Regions from separate parts of the Mus musculus genome. Here region 1 is linked to region 2. The links are chromatin loops, found by intact Hi-C in ENCODE. Cell type or tissue: left cerebral cortex. All regions are shown on one strand. Links, peaks and the distances in the headings refer to the core of each region. The heading gives the core; the rest is flanking DNA. Region 1 overlaps Ssc4d (scavenger receptor cysteine rich family, 4 domains). Region 2 overlaps Ywhag (tyrosine 3-monooxygenase/tryptophan 5-monooxygenase activation protein, gamma polypeptide).

Region 1 (11,626 bases), core at 2,337-10,336, 53 kb before region 2:
ACACAGGAAAGGGACTTGAGCAAAGGCTTTGGGGCAGATGGTAAAGATGAGCAGATGGCAGCAGATGACACCCAGAGCTCTGAAGAATTAAGGGTGGATAAGAGCTTTCTTCCTCTGTAGCCCTGGGACTCCCTTTGTAGATGAGGCTGGCCCTCAACTCACAGAGATCCACCTGCTTCTGCCTCTTGAGTGCTGGGATTAAAGATTTCTTTAAAATGCTTGAGTCAAATTAGGGGTTGCTGTTAAGGTGGGGAATTAAGAGCCCATGAGTAGGAACTCAAATCAGGAATCAAGGTTAGAGGTAAGTTTGGAATTAAAACTACAGGTATCACTGTGTGATTAAAAGTACGATAATTTAAGATTCAGGAGTTGAGGGGTGGAACTCAGGTGGTTGACTGACTGCTTATCAAGAACAAGCCCAAGCAGGGCAGTGGTGTCGCACGCCTTTAATCCCAACGCTTGAGAGGCAGAGGCAGAGGCAGGTGATCTCTGAGTTTGAGGCCAGCCTGATCTACAGAGTGAGTTCCAGGACAGCCAGGGCTACACAGAAACCCTGTCTCAAAAAAAAAAAAAAAAAACAAAAAACAAAAAACAACAACAACAAAAAAGAACAAGCCCATCTGAAGGACCACAAAACCACGAATGGTGGGTCACACCAAATTGAGGCAAGACCTCAAAAACCCAAAAGCTTTTACTCCTAGCATTCGGGAGACAGATCTCTTGTAAGTCTGAGAGATCAGTCCCTTTTTGTTTTTTTGTTTGTTTGTTTTTTTGAGACAGGGTTTCTCTGTATAGCCCTGGCTGTCCTGGAACTCACTCTGTAGACCAGGCTGGCCTCGAACTCAGAAATCCGCCTGTCTCTGCCTTCCAAGTGCTGGGATTAAAGGCATGCGCTATCACCACTGGAGATCCGGCCTATCTACATAGTGAGTTCTAGCCCAGCCAAGGCTACATACTGAGAGCTTATCTTGGGAAAAAAAGAAAATAGGGAGGAAAATCCTAAAAGATGTTTTTTACTAGACAGTGAGGTGACTCTGTGACTGAGGCAAAGTAAGCTGTGGGTGTGGTAAATGGCCTTCTTGTTCCCTTCAAAGGCTCCCTTGTCTCCGCAGCTACAGGAGTTGGTGCCTCACCTTCCAGGGACACTGTGTGGCTGACGACAGCAGCCCGGGCCTCAGGGAAGAAAAGTAAGTGGCCCTGCCCGGGTCCCGCAGGGGGGTTGGGGGGAGCGGTGGGCCAAGGGCTGCAATAGGGAGGGGAGCCTGCTGTCCCAGGTCATCCCCTGGCACCGGCCTGTGCGCCCCGCAGGCGGAAGGCTGAGGCTGGTCGGGGGCCCGAGCCCGTGCCGCGGCCGCGTGGAGGTGCTGTACGCCGGGGGTTGGGGCACCGTGTGCGACGATGACTGGGACTTCGCGGACGCGCGGGTGGCCTGTCGCGAGGCGGGTTGCGGGCCCGCGCTAGGCGCCACGGGCCTTGGTCATTTTGGCTATGGCCGAGGCCCTGTGCTGCTAGACAACGTAGGCTGCACCGGTACTGAGGCCCGCCTCAGCGACTGCTTCCATCTGGGCTGGGGACAGCACAACTGCGGCCACCACGAAGACGCCGGAGCGCTTTGTGCAGGTGAAGCTGTGGCAAGAGAGGAGGTGGAGCCGGAGTGGTGGGCGGGGCCCGACCCATAGGAGGTGCGGGCAGGGTTTATATGGAGGAAAGGTGGAGCCGTGCAAGCTGGGCGAGGACCCATGAACGCATGCGCTCACGTCTATGGGCGGGCCTGAATCAGGAGAGGGGTGGGTATCCTGTAGGGGCGGGACAAGATGTGGTTGAGCTGGGCGATGCGTGGGCCATGACGGTCCTGTGGGCGGAGCCTCTTTTAGCTCACAGTCGGGAGTGGGGCCGAGTCTGAGGAGGCCTGGGTGGGGTCGTGCGCAGGAGCTCCCTGCTGTGGGAGCGAGCGGAAGCTGCGTAGCTTTCTGGCTGGCCTAGGACTGGGAAGGCGAAAGTGAAGCAGGGCACAGGGTTTGTGGGCGGGGCCTGATAGCAGGAGCTGCGGTGGAGGAATGGGCGTGGCGCTCTCTGCTGCACTGCAGCGGAAGTATTGCACATAGCAGGGGGTGGGGGTGGGGTGGGGGGGGTGGATGCTCCTGCACTCTCGCTGTTGAGCCTTAGGGGTGTAACCGGAAGGGCGATTTGTCTGCAGGGGGTGACTAGGGCGCGGTCAAGGGAGCACTCGTGCTGTGCTATCCAATTTATAGTCTCTGCTGCTAGTGATTGGTAGGAAGCAGGAGTGGCTGACGGCTTTCCCAAAACTAGCCTTTGACTTTTCAGAGATACCAATGAAAACAGGTGTGTACAAAGTCTGGCAGGACACTGTCAATCCCTTGTTCCCGTATCTCCACCTTTACTTGATGCCTAGACCTAGGGGGTCCTCCAGTCTCCTACCTTAGGTTGGCAGGTCTTTGAGGTTCTTTCTGTCTTTCTGTACAACTTGGGAAGGTTGGGAGAATTGATCTGGTTCTAGGGAGCATATGTTCCCCACCATGACAACCATCTCTTTTTTTATGCCCCTGCTGAGCCAGGCCCAGAGGAACTGGGACTCCAAGTCCAGCAGGCTGGTTCTGAGACCACCCGAATGCCCAGTCCTCGGCCCAGAGATGGTAGGTGTTTACTGCCACTGAAAATGAGGTTGGAACTTTAGGGATAAGATGGACCTGGAGTGATAAAACACTACAGCAACCTAGAGATTTCTCCACTTGGGATCAAACAAACTGAAGAAATGAGAGAATGCAGAATTAGGCATGGTGGCCTATGGCTTTCATTCCAGCATTCTGGAGACTTGGGTCAGAAGGACAGTAACTTCAAGGCCTGCCTGAACAACATACAAGGGCTCATGGAAAAACAAACAACAAATTAGCCCAGGGAATGTAGGTGTGGAAGTGGGGACAGTAAACTTTGAGGGTCAGGATAAGACATGGTCATAGTTTGCAAACAGCCTGTGGCTAAGGGGCTGAGACTGTCTGTTGAGGGTCTCACTACATAGCTCTGGCTGACCATTGCTGTGTCGAACAGGCTAGGCTTGAACTCACAGAGATCTGCTTGCCTCTGCCTTCTTAGTGTTGGGATCAGAGGTGTGTGCCAACTTGTCCAGCATTATTTATTGGTGTCTGTGTACCCGTGTATATGCATGATATGTTCACACATGTGAAGGCAAAACAGTATGAAGGAATGTGAAGGTCAGAGGACAACCTGTGGTGGCAAGTGCCCTCAACTGTAGAGCCATCTCTTGGGTCCCATGATCCCATGGGCTCTTCTGACCCAGGCCTTATCTCCAACACAGGGCACCTCCGTCTGGCTAGTGGAACACACCGATGTGAGGGGCGCGTAGAACTCTTCCTAGGACAACGGTGGGGCACTGTTTGTGATGATGCCTGGGACCTACGGGCAGCCATTGTCCTGTGCCGTCAGCTGGGATGTGGCCAGGCTCTCGCAGCCCCGGGAGAGGCCCACTTTGGCCCAGGCCGAGGCCCAATCCTCTTGGACAATGTCAAATGCCGAGGAGATGAGAGCACCTTGCTACTGTGCTCTCATATCCGCTGGGATGTCCACAACTGTGACCACAGCGAGGATGCCAGTGTCTTGTGCCAGCCATTGTGACCCAGATGGCTCTGTACTCCATACCATATCAAAGGAGCCTATGAGGAACTGCCTGTCCTTTCCCAGGATGCCTTCCTATGATAGCTCGGGTTCCTGGTACCCCTTTCTCCCCGTGCATGGGAGAGATGCAGTACCTGCCCGAGTCCTCTTACTGTGTGTCCCGAGACTGTTATCACCTGCGGAAGGCCCAATACAGTGAACATAGCAATGTTTTGCTCAGCCAAATCAGAAAATGTGAGAGAATAACCCACTTCTCTTTGGGGGAACTCATATAGTACCCCCAATCCTTCCCTTCTGCACCCACATCCATGAGGCTTGGGCTGTCTGTAAATGCCTTCAAACCCTTACCGTGACCTCTCTTGGTCTCCTGCTAAAAGTGGGGAGACAAAGGGGTTGGGGTGCTCTTTTCTATAGACTGGCAGGGGACTGCAGAAGAACCAGGCCATCACCTTCCCTGCTGGGTGAGGACCTGGACTCAGATGGTGCTCCGCTGAACAAGGGGGCTGCAGGGGCCAAAACAGGGACCAGAGGAGCCCTTCCTGCAGCTTCTCTGATTTCCACTGCCCCCCCCCCCCCAGCACAGAGCCTCCATTTTGCAGTAACAAAGAACCCTGGAGGCCCATAGCCACTGTCCTTAGGTGCCAAGTCAATAAAGCATTATCTCCCCCAGTCTTTTAACTGAGGTCATTGTTTGAGAACCTGTACCATGGCTACTGGAAAAACTCCAGGAAGGACTTTCTGGAGAAAACTGGCATGGCGATGAAAGGCTGTGGTCCAAGAGCAGCATCATCCAGTTCTCCAGAGCCCATCACGGCCGGGAAATGCTGACTCACCATGGCAAGCCTCAGGCTCCTCAGTGGAGTGTCTGGTCATCCTCCATTGGGCTACACACACACACAAATCTAGATCCAGGAAAGGAGAGGCAGTAGGGCACGATGGTGCATGTTTGTAATGCCGGTGCTCGGGGTGCCGAAGAAGGGCGTTCTGCGGGTGGGGTGGGGTTCCAGGCCAGCCAGAGCTGCAGAGTGAGAGAAGCTGACTGAATAGGCCCAGAAAATAAAATGGCAGAAAAACGGAAAAAAACAAAACAAAACAACCCTCCTCTGGTCAACCTGTGATATTCCCTCTTTAAAGGGATCACAGGAATGAAGATCAGGAGTTCAAAGCTATCCTCAACTACATAACCATTCAAGGCCAGCTTAGACTACTAGATACCTGGGGGTAGGGGTTGCTGGGAGACCCTGCCTGAATTAGTGGTGGCAAAGATCTGTAATTCAGCACGTACATGCTTAAGCAGGTGGATTAGGAGTTTAAAGCAGCCTGAACTTCTAGAAAGGCCACACTACCCTCTCCACTTTCTCTGCCTATGAATTTCTATATTAGTTTTGTTTGCTTTTTGTTTTAGTTTTTCAAGACAGGTTGGTTTTGTTTGTTTGTTTGCTGTATAGCCCCGGCTTTCCTGTAACCCAGTCTATAGACCATGCTAATCTTAAATTCAGAGGTCTGCCTGCCTCTGCCTCCTGAGAGCTGGCATCCATTTTCATGTGTGAGTTGTTATATTTTGTTCTCATTCATTGCTGCCCTCTTTATGCCTTTGCTGTTCTCTGATGCTTCCTTTAGACTCCATTCCTGCTTGCTTGGGTTGGTTTGATTGCTTTGTTTTGCTGTGGTAGGACTGGGGATTAAACCTAGGCTGGTGAGATGGCTCAGTGGTTAAGAGCACAGACTGCTCTTCCAAAGGTCCTAAGTTTAAATCCCAGCAACCACATGGTGGCTCACAACCATCCATAACAACAATCTGATGCCCTCTTCTGGAGTGTCTGAAGACAGCTACAGTGTGCTTACATATAATAAATAAATAAATATTTAAAAACAAAAAAACAAAACCCACCTAGGACCTAAATCATGGAAGGCAAGTACTCGACCACTGAGCCACAGCTACAAACTCCAATTCTGGTTCCCTACCCCCCACCCCCACCCCGCAAAGATTTATTACTGAGTGTGCCTGTGTGTAGTGATGGTGATGATGATGATACAGGGCGTCCAGTTCTATCACACGCAGATCCCCTGGGTGCAGGCTTTCTCCTCAAATGCTGAGTTAGGCTAAAGGATAGCAAGCTCCGGAAGTCATCCAGTCTCTGCCCTCCGTAGTACCAGAGTTATAGGCATTCCTGGCCACTCAGGTTTTACTCCTGGGTGCTGGAATCCCCACTTGGGTCCCCAACTTTGTACAATGATTGCTCTTACCCACTGAAACACCTCTGCATCTGTGTATAAATGTTTTCATACATGGCTGAATGTTGCCCACGTGTATACCCTGTGTTCACCACAGTCACAAAGCGTTGGAGCCCCTGGTAGTGGAGTTATGATGGTTGTAAACCACACCACGTGGGTGCTGGGAACTGAGCTCAGGGGCTCTGCAAGAGCAAGTGCCCTAACTGCTGGGCCAGCTCTCTAGGCCCCTCTTACTTTAAAAAAAAAAAAGGCTAATGCATGCATGTTTGAGTACATGTGTGGTACATGTCACAGGAATTCTTTCCTTCCATGCGGGTACCAGATTCTTGATACCTGCTGAGCCATCACGCCAGCTTGGCCCCTCATCATCTATACCATCGTCCGGACCCTATGTCCTGGTCTCTACGTTCCTGAGGATGACTTTAAGTTCTGGTGAGTTTTTCGAAGTGCAGCAGGCTAGCCTCCCTTGTGTATTTGTTGTCACACCTGCCTGACAACTCGAATGGGAGCCAAACCTTGAGGATTGATGGATTAGCAAAAAGAGAAGAGGGGAAAAAAAAAAAAAAAAAAAAAACGAGGCAACTGGGATTGACTTCCTGTAAGGTCAAACTCCAAACTTCCAGGGTCTTCCCACTCAGGCACTGCTCCGGGAAGTGTTCTTAACCACTGTGCAAACGGAGGAAACAAAAGATCAGTGAAAGGTCCAGGGTTTTTCTGGGTCATCAAAACAAAACAAAACCAACAGAGTCCAGGTGTTGGGATTCCCACTGGAGCCCCGTAAGCCTCGACGGCCGGGGCGGACAGGGTAGGACGTGACGTAGCCCTGCCCTTCCGGGCCCCAATAACTCACGCCTTCCTGCTGAGTCACCGCAGGAGCTCAGAGGAGAGCCCGCCCTGGGTCGGAACTGAAGCCACGCCTCTATCTTACTGAAGGATTTTGATTGGGTAGCTTTGAAACTGGTTCAGCCAGTCGCAGCAAACGGAAGGTTGCTGGTTAGGTGGGGCAGGGGCGGGGCCACGCTCTTCGAGACCTTTCCATGCCTCGGGGCGGGTCTTTTTTTTTTTTTTGTGCAGAGTTCTAGGTTTGGTCTGACAAAGGAATTGAGTCCCCGGTACAGCCCATACAAGGGAAGGAAGGTCAACCATTCCCAAGACACTGTAGTTTAGGCGACATTTTCAGTCCCCGCGGACCTTTGCGGATTACAAAGAGTATTTACCAACAACAACCTCTGCGCCACAAGGCTGCTTCTCTCCTCACCACCCCACCCCCTCACCCCTTTTAAAAATGCTTTAGTCAAGGTCTCATGCAGTTCAGGGTGGCTTGCCAAAGGTGACTTTGAGTTTTTTTAATTTTATTTCTTCCTCTGCCCACCCAACTGGGGTTACAGGTGCGTGCCACCCCTGCTCATTTATGCAATTCTGAGGAACCCAGGACTTCACTTACGCTAGGCAAACGCTCGACCAACTGAGCTATATCCTAAAGCTACTGATATTTTCATAAAAGACCATTTGGTTGGTTTTGTTTTTTTCGAAACAGTTTTTCTGTATGACGCTGGCTGCCCTGGATGGAACTCAGTCTGTAGACCAGGCAGGCCTCAAACTCAAAGACCTGCTTGCTGAGATGAAAGGCATGCGACGCTTTCACAGAGGACATTTAACCCACAAAGGACTGTTGAAATTGTAAAACCGGTTCACAATAAAACCAGAATTGGAATAGGGTGTGGTGGCACTATGGGGTAAAAAACATCTAAAATAAATCAAGATTAAGGAGGCTGGTGTGTAACTCAGCTGGTAGAGCTCTGTCCAAGCATTCAGAAAGTCCAAGGTTCAGTCCCCAACTCAGTTTGGGTCAGCGAAAGGGTTCCACAGGTAAAGGTGAGGCCATGTGGCCACACACACACACAATTAAAATGTCTTTTTTTTTTTTTAAATCAGCAACTACAAAAAGAAAATAGATTTCTAAAAAGGGAAGAAAACAAACCTCAGTGTGGTGGCTGTCACATGCCTAAAGTCCCAGGGGTGGAGACAGATGGTCACCCTCAATTATACAGCTAATCCAAGGCCAGCCTATGCTACATAAGACATGGTCTCAAAAACAAACCAATTAAAGAATTGGAAAAGGTTCCCCACCTCTGGCAAACATGAACAATAAACTGAGGGGTGTTGTGGTTGTGGTTTTGTTTTGAAACAAGACAATGTAGCCTATGCTGCCCTGAAATGTGTTGTGTAGCCAGAAATGAACGCAGACTTCTGAACTCCCTTGCCTCAGAGACAGGATCTCACACTTCAGTCCAGGCTGACCTCAAGCAGTTTCCACCCCCATCATCTTCCCAGTGGCTGGTTTTATAGATGTGAGCTACCTCAGGTGGGTTAGACTGAGGATTTTAACACAGCCTGCTGTACCACAGCAAATTCTATGTGTAGCATCACCCTGACCGAGTGTCTGTCGTCTTAAGATTGGCCCTGCCAGCCAGGCATGGTGGCACATGCCTTTAATCCCAGCACTTGGTAGGCAGAGGCAGGCAGATTTCTGAATTCGAGGCCAGCCTGGTCTACAGAGTGAGTTCCAGGACAGCCAGAGCTATACAGAGAAACCCTGTCTCGAGAAAAAAAAAAAAAAAGAAACAAAAAAAAAAAAAAAAGATTGGCCCTGCCAGACCAGAGCAAGTTTGACATAACTCAATCTGGGCAGATGGAGAAACATGCAGAGAGCCAGGATTGACCTGCCCCACTGTGAGCTACAGAGCAATAGGGACTTGAGTCTTTTGCACTGTCATTGGCTTCCTTTTCGCTGGATAGGAAGGCCTGATGAAGAAGCTGTAGTCAACGAGGCACCTGCTGTCTGCCACCATAGTCAATTTTCTGTCTCAAGATCCCTGCATGAGTTAGACAAGTCTGGGTCCCTGCGAGGTTAGCAGCAGTCAGCTCAGGGAACCCTTTTCATGGGATAGATAGCTTATTCCATCCACGTGGCCATTCACTTGGAAAGTCAAAGTTGCCTCTACCTTAAAAAAACCAGGTCCAGGCTTGGTGGTGCACGCCTTTACTCCCAGCATTCAAGAGGCAGAGGCAGGTGAATTTCTTAGTTCGAGGCCAGCCTGTTCTACAGTGTGAGCTCCAGGACAGCCAGGGCTACACAGAGAAACCCTGTCTCAAAAACAAAACAAAACAAAACAAAAACAGTGCCTTGGGCCAGTGATGAAGCTCACAGGTAAAAGTAATTGCTTGAAACAGCCTGACAACCTGACTTCAATTCTCCAAATTACCTAAAAGTAGGCAAGAACTGGCCTTTTTAGAAAGTTATCCTCTAAGTTCTTCATGCACACGTTTGCACGCACTCACACTCGCATCCATGCATACACTAAAATCAAATGGGAAATACCAGTACTTTGGAGGCAGAGGCAAGTGGATCACTATTGAGTTCCAAGCCACAGCTACATAGTGAAGCCCTTTCTGGGGGAGTGGGGGGAGGGAGGACCAGAAAACCTGGCCTGGGATGTAGCCCAGTTGGTAAAGTGCTTGCCTAGCATGCATGAGGCCCTGAGTTTGATTCCTAGCCCTGCATAAACTGTGTGTGGTAGCAGACACCTGTAATCAGAGCATGTAGCAGGTAGACTCAGGAGGATTCTCCTATAGAGCAAGTTCAAGGCTAACCTGGGCTTCATAAGACCCTGTCTCAAATAAACAAAATAAAGCCCTAGGAAGATGAATTCCTCATGTCTGCTAGGTAACTTTCTGTTACCAAGAGAAAACAAGATTAATTACTTTTTTTTTTTTTTTTTTTTTTTTTTTTGGTTTTTTCGAGACAGGGTTTCTCTGTATAGCCCTGGCTGTCCTGGAGCTCACTTTGTAGACCAGGCTGGCCTCGAACTCAGAAATCCGCCTGCCTCTGCCTCCTGAGTGCTGGGATTAAAGGCGTGCGCCACCACGCCCGGCTTAATTACTATTTTCTATTTCTTATTGTTCTGTGTATGTGTGTATAATGTTCATGTATGGATGCAAGCATGCCTGGGCCACCACACACGAGTAGAGCCATCTGAGAGGAAAATTTGTGGGAGTCAACACTCTCCCACCATGCGAATGCTAGGGAATCCAACTGATATCCTCCAGATTGGCACCAGGTACCTTCACCTGCTGGGCCACCGTGCCAGCCCCCGTTGTTAGAAATTTCAGAAATTGAGCATCCATGGAGCTGTCTGCCCAATCAAACTGCCTTGCTCATTCCCCCCCTTAATTTTGTTCATAATTTTGCATTGTAATGCAAGATGACCACAATTTCCTGATCCCCCTTCTGCCATCTCCTGAGGACTAGCTACACCTTGAGACCCTGTCTTGAAAAAAACCCAAAAAACAAAGCCAAAACTCTTCACCGTCTTTGTCTTTTTTTTTTTTTTGGTAGCTTTAATATATATATATTTTTTTTTTTTTCTTTTTTCTGGGCGTGGTGGTGCATGCCTTTAATCCCAGAACTTGGGAGGCAGAGGCAGGTAGATTTCTGAGTTCGAGGCCAGCCTGGTCTACAGAGTGAGTTTCAGGACAGCCAGGGCTACACAGAGAAAACCTGTCTCAAAAAACCAACCAACCAAATATATATATTATGTAATTTTATTTATATGTGTGTGCCTAAGTATATATATGTGTACTGTGTGCATGCAGGAGCCCTTGGGGGTCAGAAGACGTGTTGTATCCTCTGGAAATGGAACTGGAGTTACAGATGCTTGTGAACTACCTACGACAGGTGCTGGGACTCAAAACCAGGTCCTCTACAAGAGCAGTAATCACTCTTAAAGTTAGAACCATCTCTTTAGCTCTGCCCATCCCCCACATTTTTAAAGAATTCACTTTTTTGTTTGTTTGTTTGTTTGTTTGTTTTGAGACAGGTTTTCTTTGTGTAGCCCTGGCTGTCCTGGACTTACTCTGTAGACCAGGCTGGCCTCAAACTCAGAAATCTGCCTGCCTCTGCCTCCCAAGTGCTGGGATTAAAGGCCTGTGCCACCACTGCCCAGCTAAGAATTCACTTTTCTTAATTTATTTTTATTTATGTGCCTTGGTATTTTGCCTGCAAGTATGTCTGTATGAGGGTATCAGATCTGAAGGTAAGAAATCGTTGTGGCTGGGCAGTGGTGGTTCACGCCTTTAATCCCAATGCTTAGGAGGCAGAGGCAGGTGGATTTCTGAGCTCAAGGCCAGACTGGTCTACAGAGTGAGTTCCAGGACAGCCAGGGCTACACAGAGAAACCCTGTCACAAAAAAAAAAAAAAAAAAAAAAAAATCACCACCACCAACAACAACAAAAAGAGGTCATTGTGAGCTGCCACATATGTGTTGGGAATTGAACCCAAGTCCTCTGAAAGAGCAGTAAGTGCTCTTAACCACTGAGCCATCTCTCCAGCCTCCCCTAGCCTTTGGCCTTTAGAGGACTCTCATGTGTCCTTAGACTTTCTATGTAACTGAAGATGACCTTGAGTCCTCCTACTTCTACTACCTGGTACTTCCGTGGCAGGTTTGTACCACCATGCCCTGCTCCTGGCCCGACTTTTCTTGCAGATCATACAGAGAGAAGAGACAGTCCAGTTGCCTAGTCTGGTGACTTCTGCATTGTTCTCCAGGCAACCATCCATCTTGCCCTGATTGGGTCCAGCCCAGCAGCTTCCAGGATGACACTGGCATCTGACCAGCTTGCTCAGCATCTTCTCTCCCTCTCCCTGTCTCTGTGTCCAGCAATCTGTCTTCCTGCCTG
Region 2 (11,626 bases), core at 1,788-9,787:
TGCTAGACGGTAGGGTTCTAAGAAGAAAAACCGGAGATGGATGGCCCTCATTCAGTGCGTTCTGTGGTTCCAGTAAGGATTCTTCTGTCCATGCCCTTGTCCTCAGTTCCGTGGCTGTTTTCTCTCTTTGGCTGTGCTTTCTCTCTCTCTCTCTCTCTCTCTCTCTCTCTCTCTCTCTCTCTCTCTCTCTCTCTTTTTTCCCCCTGGGGTGTACACCAGAGAAGTTATAGTTTAAATTACCCAACTCGACAGGCTTAGAGTGGAAGGCACACCTTTTGTTAGTGAGTTAGACGTGGCCCTGTATTTGGAAGTCTCTGACGGGTTGACAGTATTAACACTCAATTGTAGTTTACAGTATTTATACATGACAGCCATACATGACGCCAAGCCATGGGTTCTCAGTTTTCCTTTGTCAGGTCGGCTTTCATCCGCGTCCGGGTTGGTCTGGCTCTTCATCATTTCGTAACGTGGGGAGAGTCAGAGCTCCCTGTTCCGTTTTGGTTGATGGGTGTTTGGGAGGGGGCTGCGGGGGATACTTTTTTTTTTAGTTCTTCTTTACCCTTAAGGTCAGCCCATCACAAAAACAGAAACCGTTAAATACCCCCCACACAGAGAAAACGGAGAAAATTCAGGTCTGTATGTCATTTATCAGAGACTCTGCTCTCAGCAGCCAGGGCTCCGTCTCAGTGTCACTGCCTGTTGAATGTTCCTCAGCACCCAAGTCTACTCTGCACCTTGTGCTAGCAGCATGCAGGTGCCCCGAGGCGTAGGACTGGAGTGTAGCGGGTGGGGGATTATCATCCGGTGCCAGCAGCTGAGCCTACAGGGAACCCACTAGGAAGAGGCAGTTCACTTGAGGCAGCCTGGTCCCTAAGCCAGTTGTCCCTGCCTCCCTCCAGCCCCGGCACTCCTTTCCCAAGTGCTTAGTGGAGGGTAGCCGAGGTTCGGCAGGAGGCCATGCTCACCCTGTTTGACCTAAGCTTTCCTGGTTTCCCCTTTTTGAATGAAATCGTAGTTGTTGAGATTGGCTTCTCTCTCATGAGGTCGCTGCACATGTGACATTGAAGGAAGCTCTGCTGCTATGTCCTACATGGTCCGTCTCAGCCCTAGGTCCCTCATTCTCACTGTGGATAGCCCTTTCCATAAACACGCCCGGTTGCATGCAGAGTGTGCAGTTTATGTCTTCTGGAGAACTCATGGTCTCGTGGGTTCCCAAGACGGGCAGCGCCCCAAACTTGCTTAACTTGTCTTCAGAGGCCCAGCAGCCACTTTGTCGCCCACTTGAGCTGGTGCCGTGGCTGCGGAAGGATGACGCCCCTCTGCACAGTCCCAGCATGCCCTTTCTCGGAGCCCCTCCCCATGCTAGTGTGCCAGCACCCCCTAACCGAGACCGCGCAAGGCCGCAGCAGAGGAAGCTTGGCCACCAGAGTGGACAGAGGGGCCGGAGAGGCTTCGCCCGGGGGTTTGTCTCCTTGTCCGCAGTGAGCGTGTCTGTGTCCCGCTTGTACTGTTTGGAAATGACCTACTGGAATTGCAAAACCTAGTTTCTCTTTACATTTCAGCCTTGACCTTTGCTGTGTTCTAGAACAGTCATGTGAGGGTAGAACTGAAGAGGGAGAGCGGGAGACCTGCCGTGAGCTTGGTTCCTTCTCCTTCCTTTACTGTTGAGAAGTGTGCCTGCCTCTGATGCTGTCCCCAGTGCCGCGCGGCTGCTCCTCCATCCTATTGATACAGTATTGTGCATGCTGGTGTTGTATTTCTATACGGTAGCTTGACATTTATTACCTTACACTGTAGGTGTTATGTATCCTATGACAAAAAAACTTAAGACTTCAATTTTTTTTTTAAACTTCTTTTTTTTAATTTAATTTTTTCCTTTCAGGGGTAAAGTTTGCTTTACCAAATAGTGATTGTAACAGATTGATCTGTTTTGGATGTTGCTATAGTGACATGCAGTTCTATATTTTGTTTTTCAGGGGGGAGGGGACAAAAGAAACACCAGTGTTAGCTTACTCTTAATAATGTCTGGTGTTTGTCATGGTGAAACTATAACTATCGCAGTGCAGGAGAACGCGCGGACGTTCTCAGAACGCGCCTCTGTGCTTTCTTGTCATGTTATGCAGTGAAAATATTTTTAAGGTCTAATCAAGTGATTTTTTCCCCCCCAACTCCGTGTTTCGCTAAGGAATTATTTCGCACACGGACCATTCTTAGCAGTTTCCTCAGTGATGGAATATTCATGAATGTGAGTCATTATGTAGCCGTCGTACATTGAGCAAAATAAACTTACAGATCTGATGTCGGCGGTGCCCAGCTTCATTTAATAGCGTTTAACTGCTGTGTTTTTGACAATGTGATTGGCGGTGGGCGTCCTCCACCTCCACTGGGGAGTGAGGCTGGCGGGGGTTGGGGCTCAGAGGCTCAGCTCTGGTCTAGCAGGTGGGAGGGTTAGATTTGACTTCCTGGCACAGTTTGTAGGGGCTGGGGGGTGGGAGTGGAGATGGAGCAAGTTGGTTTGGTGGTTTTACATCTGTGATCCCAGTACTTGATACTCTGAGGCAGGAGGATCACAAATTCAGGGCCAGCTTACATTTATTATACAGTGAGACAACTGACTGAGGTGCTTCGCAGTCATGTCACATCCCCAGGGCTTGTGCTGGGTCCGCTAATGTGTCATTTAGGAGGGATTGATATGACTGAAGAGTGGAGCTTGGTAGGCTCACTGTCACCCAGGCAGAGTAAGCTGAAAGATCAGCTTGCCACCGGAGAGCTGGAGTATGTATAGGCTTGCACCTCTGAGTTCAAGACCAGCCTGGTCTACAAGAGCAAATTCCAGGAGAGCCAGGGTTGCCCAGAGAAACCCTGTGTTGTAGGAGTGGGGGGAGAATGTAGTAATAACCAAGAGGCACATAGCAGCACCCTGGATGCTAAAGTAAGGTCTTGAGTTCAAAGCCAGGCTGGGTGACCAACATAGGAAGAGCCTGTCTTTAAAAAGGGGGGAGTAAAAGCAATACAGAAAGGGTGGTGGCAGGAGTTGGGAGTGGTGCTAGTGGAGTGACCTACCCACGTACTTGGGACCCTCCCTATCTGAGTACTGCTCCTTCCAAGAACTCTGGAGGTGGGAGCACGGCAGGCTCTTTCTGCCCGGGACATATGCTCCTGTTACTGCTCTCTCCTCACTCTATTTATGCGTGATTACCACATGTGTTGGCCTTGACACTGGTCAGCTGAACCTGCTGTTGACTCACAGGGTGATCGGGTGGCCAAGAACGGCAGTCTGGGCCTCAGTCAAGCTTGGGGGAACGGCCTCCGCCGAAAACTAACCCCGCTAACAGCAGTCTCTATTTCTGGGAGTTGACATTCAATAACCAGATGAATCTGAATTCAGCCGAGGTCTGACAGACAACTTGCCTGGTGGGCCTGCCGCTGTCGTTTTCCTAGCTCTGCCATGGCAGCCTACAGTTAGATCTGAAGAGCCACAAATTTGGCCTCTTGTGATCAACTGGGTATCTATGGGCAGGGAAAAGCCAACTGGGCTTAGGACAGCAGTTCTAAGCTTTCCTTATGCTGTGACCCTTTCATTTCCTCATGCTGTGACATAAACACTATTTTCATTGGCACTTCATAACTGGCTTTGCTATGGTTATGCAACCTGAAGGGGTCCTGACCACAGATTGAAAAACGCTGAGTTAGAGAGGCCCTGACTCGACAACAAAACCAAACAGCTGGGTGTGAGTGTGCACTGACTTTAATCTCAAGTAAAGACAGGCAGATTTCTGCGTTTGTATGTGAGAGGGTTATGTAGCCCAGGCTGGCCTCAAACTCTTAAATTCTTCTGCCTCCGCCTCCCAATTCTTGAGATTAAAGGTGGTCACTGCACCCAGGCTAATAGCTAAAGATTTTGCCTGGCCTCCACCCTGGTCCACCTAGCAGAGCCCATTGCCTACATTGTCAAGGCCCAAACTACAGGTCTGGATATTGCCAGCACCCAGCAAAAAAAGCACCGGGCTTCTTCCCTTGGACCTGTAGATAGGATGGTTGACTTCTGCTTGCTTCACCAGGTGAGGTAGGTCTGCTGGTCTGTAGTTGTCCTACCTCCAAAAACAAGATGGGGAACAGTGTAGCTGTCCGTGCTCACAAGGGACCTCTGAGCAGGCAACCCTGAGACATTGTGAGTCTGCATCAAGGGAGTCTCACCACTTCCGTTCTTTCCCACCATAATGGATATGACTGGGTCCCCTTAGACTTTTTTCTTTTTTTTTTTTTTTTTAAGATTTATTTATTATATGTAAGTACACTGTAGCTGTCTTCAGAAACCCTAGAAGAGGGACATCAGATCTCATTACAGATGGTTGTGAGCCACCATATGGTTGCTGGAATTTGAACTCTGGACCTTCAGAAGAGCAGTCTGTGCTCTTAACCACTGAGCCGTCTCTCCAGCCCTAGACATTTCTTTAATCTCACATAGAGCTGGGTTTGCACAAGGGGATCGCGATGGTTGCTGAGTTTTCTTAGGTGTGGGTTGGTTTGGCAGGTCTCAGGACAGGATCTAGTGCTCCTAAGAACCACTCTACCAGCTGGGCAGTGGCACACCATAAGCCCAGCACTTGAGGCAGAGATGGGTGTGGCTCTGAGTTCCCGGGAGGGGGTGTGTCACTCTACTGCTGAGCTTCTTGCCCCCTCCTCAGCCAATCACTAGAGAATGTTTGACGGGTGCTGTGTGGTATGTATGAGTAGCCCTTGCTTGCTGGGGGATCCCCCTCCCCCAAGCTGTGCCTTGGTTGTTAGTGCTTTAGTTAGTGTGGGAACTTTGGATTCCACAGGAGCAATAGTGCTTTCCAAAAGTACTTTCCCCATATCAGTTAGAAGGGGTTTTGCCAGCCAGCCAGGCAGTGGTGGCAAAGATTGCCTTTAATCCCAGCACTCTTAAATTTGAGGCCAGCCTGGGTCTACAGGATGAGTTCCAGAACAGCCAGGGCTACACACAGAAACCCTGCCTCAAAAAGGGTGGGTGTGGGAGAGAGAGAGAGAGAGAGAGAGAGAGAGAGAGAGAGAGAGAGTGTGTGTGTGTGTGTGTGTGTGTGTAAGGAGTGTTCCCTAGAGTTGAAGATTCTTCTTGCAAAAGAACTGCTGGGAATACTGCTGTCCCTCCACAGTGCTGACTTCTCAGTCTGCGTGAAGTAAGGGAGGGGGGCAGAAGGGTGGAAACCTGGCCCCTCGGTCAGGAAACGAGAGTTGGGCAACTATCGGCTGGGTAAGCCCAGCCTGTTCTGAGTCAGTCTTTGAATTTTAATCATTCTAACTGTTGTCCAGAGCCCCACCATGATATACCCTATTGTGGGGGCAGAAGCTAGAGGTGCCATATCATTGGTATATGTGGTGCATTGACTTAAAAAACAAAACAAAAAACGCAAGGTTTTATTTCTAGTCTGGAAGTCAGAATGCCTTTCCCTTCCAAGTGCTGGGAATAAGGGCATTGGACAGAGACTAAGCCGTGGTCACGGACTGGATCCCCCTCTTAGACGTTTCAAGACAAAATGAAGCTGGGTAAGGATAACAGGCCCTGGGAGGGAGCTCAATCAAATTGGTAAAGTGTTTGCTTATCATACATGAAATCGAGCCAGGTGTGGTGGTGCACACCTTTAGTTTCAACATTTGGGAAGCAGAAGCAGGTAGATCTGTGAGTTCAAGGCCAGCCTGGTCTACAGAGCGAGTTCCAGGACAGGGCTACACAGAGAAACCCTGTCACAAAACAAACAAACAAAAAAAAACAACAAAAACAACCCACAAACTCCATGCACATCAAGACCACCAGGGTGCATGTGGGGGCACACCTGCTGAAGTGGGGTACACCTGATATTCCTAGCACTCTCAGAGGCTGGAGGCTGAGTTCTAGATTGAGAGCTGGAGCCGAGGCTAGGTTGGGAAGAGTGTGCCGTGCTTTTACCAGGACCCAGCACCCTGGCAAGCCAGGCGACCTGTGCTCCAAAGGACCGTCAACAACTGATGCTTGCTGCCTTCCAGCCTACCTGAGGAAATTCACATCCCAGGTTCAGGAAAAGAGCCTGGCTCCGGAAGAGGCAGTAAGCAGTAGAGGATACCCCAACACCCTCTTCAGGCCTCTGCATATGCCTGTGTACACAACACACCCACACAAAATCTTTTTTAAAGTTGCAAGGTAATGTTCAAGACTAGCTTGGATTGCATGAAACCAGTCTCAGAAAGAAAGGAAAGCAAAGTTAAAAGCGGGGGAGGATGCTGAGAAGATGAGGTGCAAAACGAAGACACATTTCTGGGGTTCAAGGCCTACTTCCATACATTTCAGACTAGCTTGGGCTGCATATGACCGGGTCTCAAAGTTTTGTCAGGCCCTGTGAGTATAGAACTCCAAAGACGGCTAGGAGCAATGTTGTGAGTTTGAAGCCAGAGTCATACAGTTAGACCTTGTCTAAAAGAAACAAAAAAGGAAAGAAAGAAAAAAGGCCAAGGAAGGTAGAGCGTTAATACAAGATCCTGGAGTTGGGGTAACTGGGATTGGGATTCAGGAATCTTCCCTTCTGGGATCTATTTTCCCCAAACCCTCAATGACTCCAGCACCGACGTCCTCTGCCTCCCCCTGGTGGGTACTGCCGGTTCTGCAGCTGTCCCCGTTAGTGCGGGTATTTGCTTCCAGCCTTGAGCCCAGACCCTGATGACAGTAGCGACCTCGAGGCCAGCCCATCTGAGATCTCCATTCCCGAGTTTCTGCATGTTCCCCTTCCCAAACACCTGGGCTTGAAACGAAGGATTGTGCTGCCTGCGTGTGCCCATAAGAGCCAGGCATCTAAGAGTGACCACTCTCCTACCTCTGGCCATTGCGGACTGCCCAGGTACCCGGCTGTAAGCTAGGCAGGGCTGCGGCTCAGCCCCGCCCCACCCAGCACGGAGATTGCCTTCTAGCCCGAGCGTGGCAAGAGCCAATCACAAGCCAGCATCTCGCCTCCGTGCCAATGGCCGGCCTGTTGCTGGGTCTCGCATCCCTCCTTTGGAATTCGCCTGCCGAGCCCGCCGCAGTGCTAATGCGGAGCTTATCATGGCTTCCGGGTCCTCTTCACTCCGCTTTGTCTCCTCCTTTGTAGTCCTTACCGAATAATCTGCTTTGGCCTTTTAGGGCGTAAAAACCTCCTTTAGAGGGTGGTGCATCAAGCTCCAGGTGGTCCTCGCCCTCAGGGTTGCTATAGAAACAGTGACCCACTCTCTGACCTCTAAGCTTGCTGCAGTCCCTAATCTCCATATTATCTTCCCGAACCGATCCCAAGAAATCTATCTACATTTCTCCTGTGTCCTTAACTGGGGAACCGGGGCTCAGCATCTTTGTGCTCCAGTCCACATACTCTGGGAGAGCCCAAAGGTGAATGACCAATATGCCAAGTTTCATCCCCTCACACGCTGGCCCTTTGGTAGTGGGCTATGATAGGCTATGATAGTCCGGGGGACCTAGAAGCCAGTTTCTTCTCTCTGTAGTATTCAAGGCCCCAGCCAGCTCTGGTCAGATATTTACGATTTCAAATTAATGGTGGCCAATTAGGAATCAGCTTGCAACAAGGTCAGAAGAAGAAAAGAGTGTCGGCTCCTCCCTTGTCATTTTCTAACCATGAATTAGGGAGATGAGGCTAGGTGTGGAGGTGCACGCCATTTATCCCAGCACTCAGAAGGCAGTGGCAGTCTTATGACAGTGAGTTCGAGGACAGCATGGTCTGCATACCAAATTCCAGGACAGCCAGATAGACAGCTACATAGTAGTAGTAGGAGGATTGGAGGAATTGTGTGTGTTTACATGTGTGAGTGAGTTCTCTCCTTCCACCATGTGGACCTCAGATATTAAATTCAGGTCTCTCAACAGACTTGGCACGGGCTCCTTTCTCCACGATGCCATCTCATTGGCTCAAAGATCAGTTTTCTGTCATTCAGCCATGCCTCATCTTGTATGAGGGAAGAAAAATCAGGGTTTGAATTCACATTTCACTGTGTCCTAAGTATGCAGGGCATACCATTTAGCCTACCTACCTCACAAAGAGTGTCGGTGGAGGGCTACACAGAGAAATCTCAAAAAATCAAACCAACCAAACACACACACACACACACACACACACACACACACAGAGAGAGAGAGAGAGAGAGAGAGAGAGAGAGAGAGAGAGAGAGAGAGCAAACTATAACTCATGGCTCAGGTTTGTAATTCCCGGATACAGGGGTGAGATTGGTATATGGAGGTGCTGAGACAGGAGGATGGCAAGTTTAAGTCAATGAACTCCTGTCTCAAAATAAATTGGGTAGGGAAAGGGGAGATTAAATTACCTCAGTAAAAAGTAGACCTCTTGCTTAGAATCCCCCAGTGAGGGGCTGGGGGCATGGCTTAGTTGTAGAGCCCCTGCCTAGAATCCCCCCAGGGAGGGGCTGGGGGCGTGGCTCAGTGGTAGAGCCCCTGCCTAGAATCCCCCAGGGAGGAACTGGGGTGCAGTTTTGTGGTAGCAAGCTTACCTTTCATGACTAAGGCTAACGACATAGAACCAAACAATTACTTGATACTCACTGGCTTCCTGCTGCTGCTCTAAGGAATTGGCTCAGTTGCAGCACACACACAGGGCTCAAAGCCCTGGGTTCAATCTCCAGCACCACAAAAAATGATACAGGAAGCTGAGTGTGGCAGAGTATGGTTATGTATATTTCTAATTCCAGCATTTGGGAAGCTCCGACAGGAGGATCAGAAGTTCAAGGCCAGCCTAAGTCAGAAATGGACACTTCAGTTGCCTAGCAACCAGACAGCCTTTGGTTCCATCCCTCTCACCACAGAAATCTAGTGTGACACATGTCTGTGATATTGAAGGCAGGAAGATCAGGAGTACAAGATCATTCTCAGCTACACAGCAAGGTCAACACTGCACTGTATGAGACCTTGTTTTTTAAAAGGGCGGCAGCTGAGTATGGTGGTGCATGCCTTTAATCCCAGCACTTGGGAGGCAGAAGAGGTGGATCTCTGAGTTCGAGGCCAGCCTGATCTACAGAGTGAGTTCCAGGACAGCCAGTAGTATAGAGAGACCCTGTCTCAAACAAACAAGCAGGGAGGGGCTGATGGTTCACTAGTTAGGAGCTTGTCCCAGCACCTACCTCTTGAGGCTCGCAACTACCTGTATCTTCAGCGCCCCCTTCTGGCCTCTGCAGGCACCTGCATGCATGTACACATACCTACACACAATTAAAAAAAATTTTTTTTAAAGGGAGCTAGATAGTGGTGTTTCATGCTTTTAATTCTAGAACGTGGGAATCAGAGGTTATACAGAGAAACCCCATCTCAACACCACACCCCCAAAAGAACCTGAACAACAAAAAATTTAAAAAATTTTAAAAAAGCAAGGGTTTATCCCGGGTACACGTCAATATTGCTAGTCATCACTGGAGGAAATCAGGAACCTGGAGGCAGGAGCTGGTGCAGAGGCCATGGAGGGGTGCTGCTTACTGGCTTTCTCAGCCTGCTTTTTTATAGGACCCAGGACCACCAGCCCAGGGATGGCCCCACACACAATGGGCTGGGCCTTTCCCCATCAATCATTAATTAAAAAAATGCCTTACAGCCAAATCTGATGGAGATCTCTAAATTTAAGCCAGTCTGGTCTACAGAATGAGTTCCAAGGCAGCCAAGATTACACAGAGAAACCCTTTCTGAAAAAAAAAAAAGTAAAATGAATAAATAAAAAATTAAAGTATACACAAAAAGTGGCAGTTTGCATGGCCTGCTCACAAGTACCTGAATGCGCCTCTGCTGCCTCTTAGTGGCCTAGGGTTGCTAGTGGATAAGTGACAGCTAGCAGGTGTTGGCTGTGCGGAGAGTTAAGACACAATCGGGAACAATTCCTATCTGAAAGGTGCATAGGGAAAGCCAAAGGTCTAATATGGCTGCTAGTAACAGAATGGGCTAGCAGTCAACAGGCCCAAGCACTGGTCAGTCCCACAGTAGGGACATTTCAGTGGCTTTGAGGACCCTTGGAAACAGGCTAGAAGCAGAGAAGATAAGCCCAGAGCACACTCAGAGATCTCTCTCTTTTTCCTTCTCCTTCCCTTCTTCTCACTCTCCCTCTCTCTTTCTCTTCCCTCACCCCTACCCGTTCCTTCTTGCTCCCATGTGGGTGACTGTCTGTATGTGGAGGACAGTGTTAGCATCCAGAAAAGGCACTGTCTGCCTCCCTTGAAACAGGCTCTCTCATTGGTCTCTAAGTAAGCTGGGCTGGCTACCAGTGGGCTTCTGGAATCTGTTATTTCTACCTCACTGGTGTGGGGGTTACAAGCATGCTCCACCACATCCAGAAGTTTTACTCGGTTAAAAGCCCCCAGAAAGGATTGAACTCAGGTCCCCAGACTTGCTAAGGCAAACACTTTATCAACTGGGCTATCTCTCAGACCCTAGACCTGGGCCTCTTACCTGATGTCTTCTCTAGTCTGATAGAGTTAGAAGTTGGTCAGCGAACCCCTGGTTAAGGTAGGGTGTCTGGGAGAGTGCTCAGGGGACTTCTCATAGGTGGGTGCTGGGGATATGGGCTTCATTCAGGGGCAGTCTCAAAGCTTGGGAAAAGTGGGCTGCCTGCCTGAGTGTGCCTTGTTCAGCCCTGAAGCGTTCTGAGGATCAAAGACTTGGCATCTGGCCAGGCAGTGGTGGCGCATGCCTTTAATCCCAGCACTTGGGAGGCAGACACAGGAGAATTTCTGAGTTCGAGGCTAGCCTGGTAGTGAGTTCCAGGACAGCCAGGTCTACACAGAGAAACCCTGTCTTGAAAAAAGCCAAAAAAGAAAAAAAAAAAAAAAAAAACCAAAACCAAAACCAAAACAAAACAAAAAACCAGGTTCCCCCATTCACACATGCCTTTGTTACCTATCAGCATATCAAGATCCATGCTAGCCTAGTAATATACCTCAAAGCTCCCACCCCACCAGCTCACAGGCTCCCTTCCTCCCAGTCCCTTGTAACCATGAAGATTTCCTCCCTCTCCTTGGGAGCTGGAAAAACCTCCCCCGACCCCGGCCTTTTTTACCCATGGACTGACTCTTCTGGTTTCTTTACTGTGCCCCTCAAATCCAGATACTGGCAGGGTTCATGGCCTCAAGGCTGGGAGAGCATCGTGGTCTTCACAGGGATGAAAAGGATGCTCGCTTCTGAAAAGGTGGTGCTAGGCCCAAGTCTCAGGGACCCCAAAGGCCACTGAGGAGCCAATTCCAATGTAAACACATGCAGGTCTTTATTACAAGCTCTAGAGCAAGGATGCTCACCTTTAGTACTGGTCAGAAGTGAGAGCCCAGGGGTGGGGGGTATTTATTGTAGTTATAGCAAACTTGGAGATTTTCTATATGGGTTAGCTAGTTAATATTTTTAAAGCTGTCTTTCTAGTAAGAGCCAAACACGGGGCAAAACCACCTGACCAACAGGATGGCTAGATTTTCTATTTTCTGCAGGATGTCTCAGGCTATCGAGATGTACCTTGACCCTGCTGATGTGTGGTTTGCCATAGGATGTTTGCTCAGGGGACTTCGTGGTTTTCCTCCTGGCATTGGAGTTTAACTTCCAGAGCTTCAAACATGGAGTTGGTTGGGCTGTGCA

The links. Hi-C counts contacts between places; a loop is a spot of excess contacts. Peaks named below come from ENCODE experiments on the same cell type or tissue, not always from the same donor. Only the 100,000 strongest peaks of a DNase experiment are listed, where the experiment ranks them.
Region 1: a loop joins it to region 2, with 4 times the contacts of the local background. A loop is called at or near these places in 16 of 42 quality-filtered maps.

The regions. Positions count from the first base shown.
Region 1 is chr5:135,952,917-135,964,542 of GRCm38, reverse strand. It overlaps Ssc4d (scavenger receptor cysteine rich family, 4 domains), which reads left to right. Exons shown (of 11, transcript NM_001160366.1): 8 at 1,113-1,187; 9 at 1,309-1,620; 10 at 2,577-2,654; 11 at 3,335-4,320. The coding sequence ends at 3,651. Among named protein-coding and RNA genes, the nearest start is that of Ssc4d, 16 kb to the left of the region's middle. In left cerebral cortex, for the core only: no CTCF peak of the experiment used is centred there; DNase peaks (open chromatin) are centred at 2,571 and 6,792; H3K4me3 peaks cover 1,456 bases; H3K27ac peaks cover 2,155 bases.
Region 2 is chr5:135,899,081-135,910,706 of GRCm38, reverse strand. It overlaps Ywhag (tyrosine 3-monooxygenase/tryptophan 5-monooxygenase activation protein, gamma polypeptide), which reads left to right. Exons shown (of 2, transcript NM_018871.3): 2 at 1-2,328. Among named protein-coding and RNA genes, the nearest start is that of Hspb1, 17 kb to the right of the region's middle. In left cerebral cortex, for the core only: CTCF peaks have their summits at 6,624 (motif pointing left) and 9,188 (motif pointing left); DNase peaks (open chromatin) are centred at 6,654, 6,952, 7,689, 9,127 and 4 more places; H3K4me3 peaks cover 1,005 bases; H3K27ac peaks cover 2,782 bases.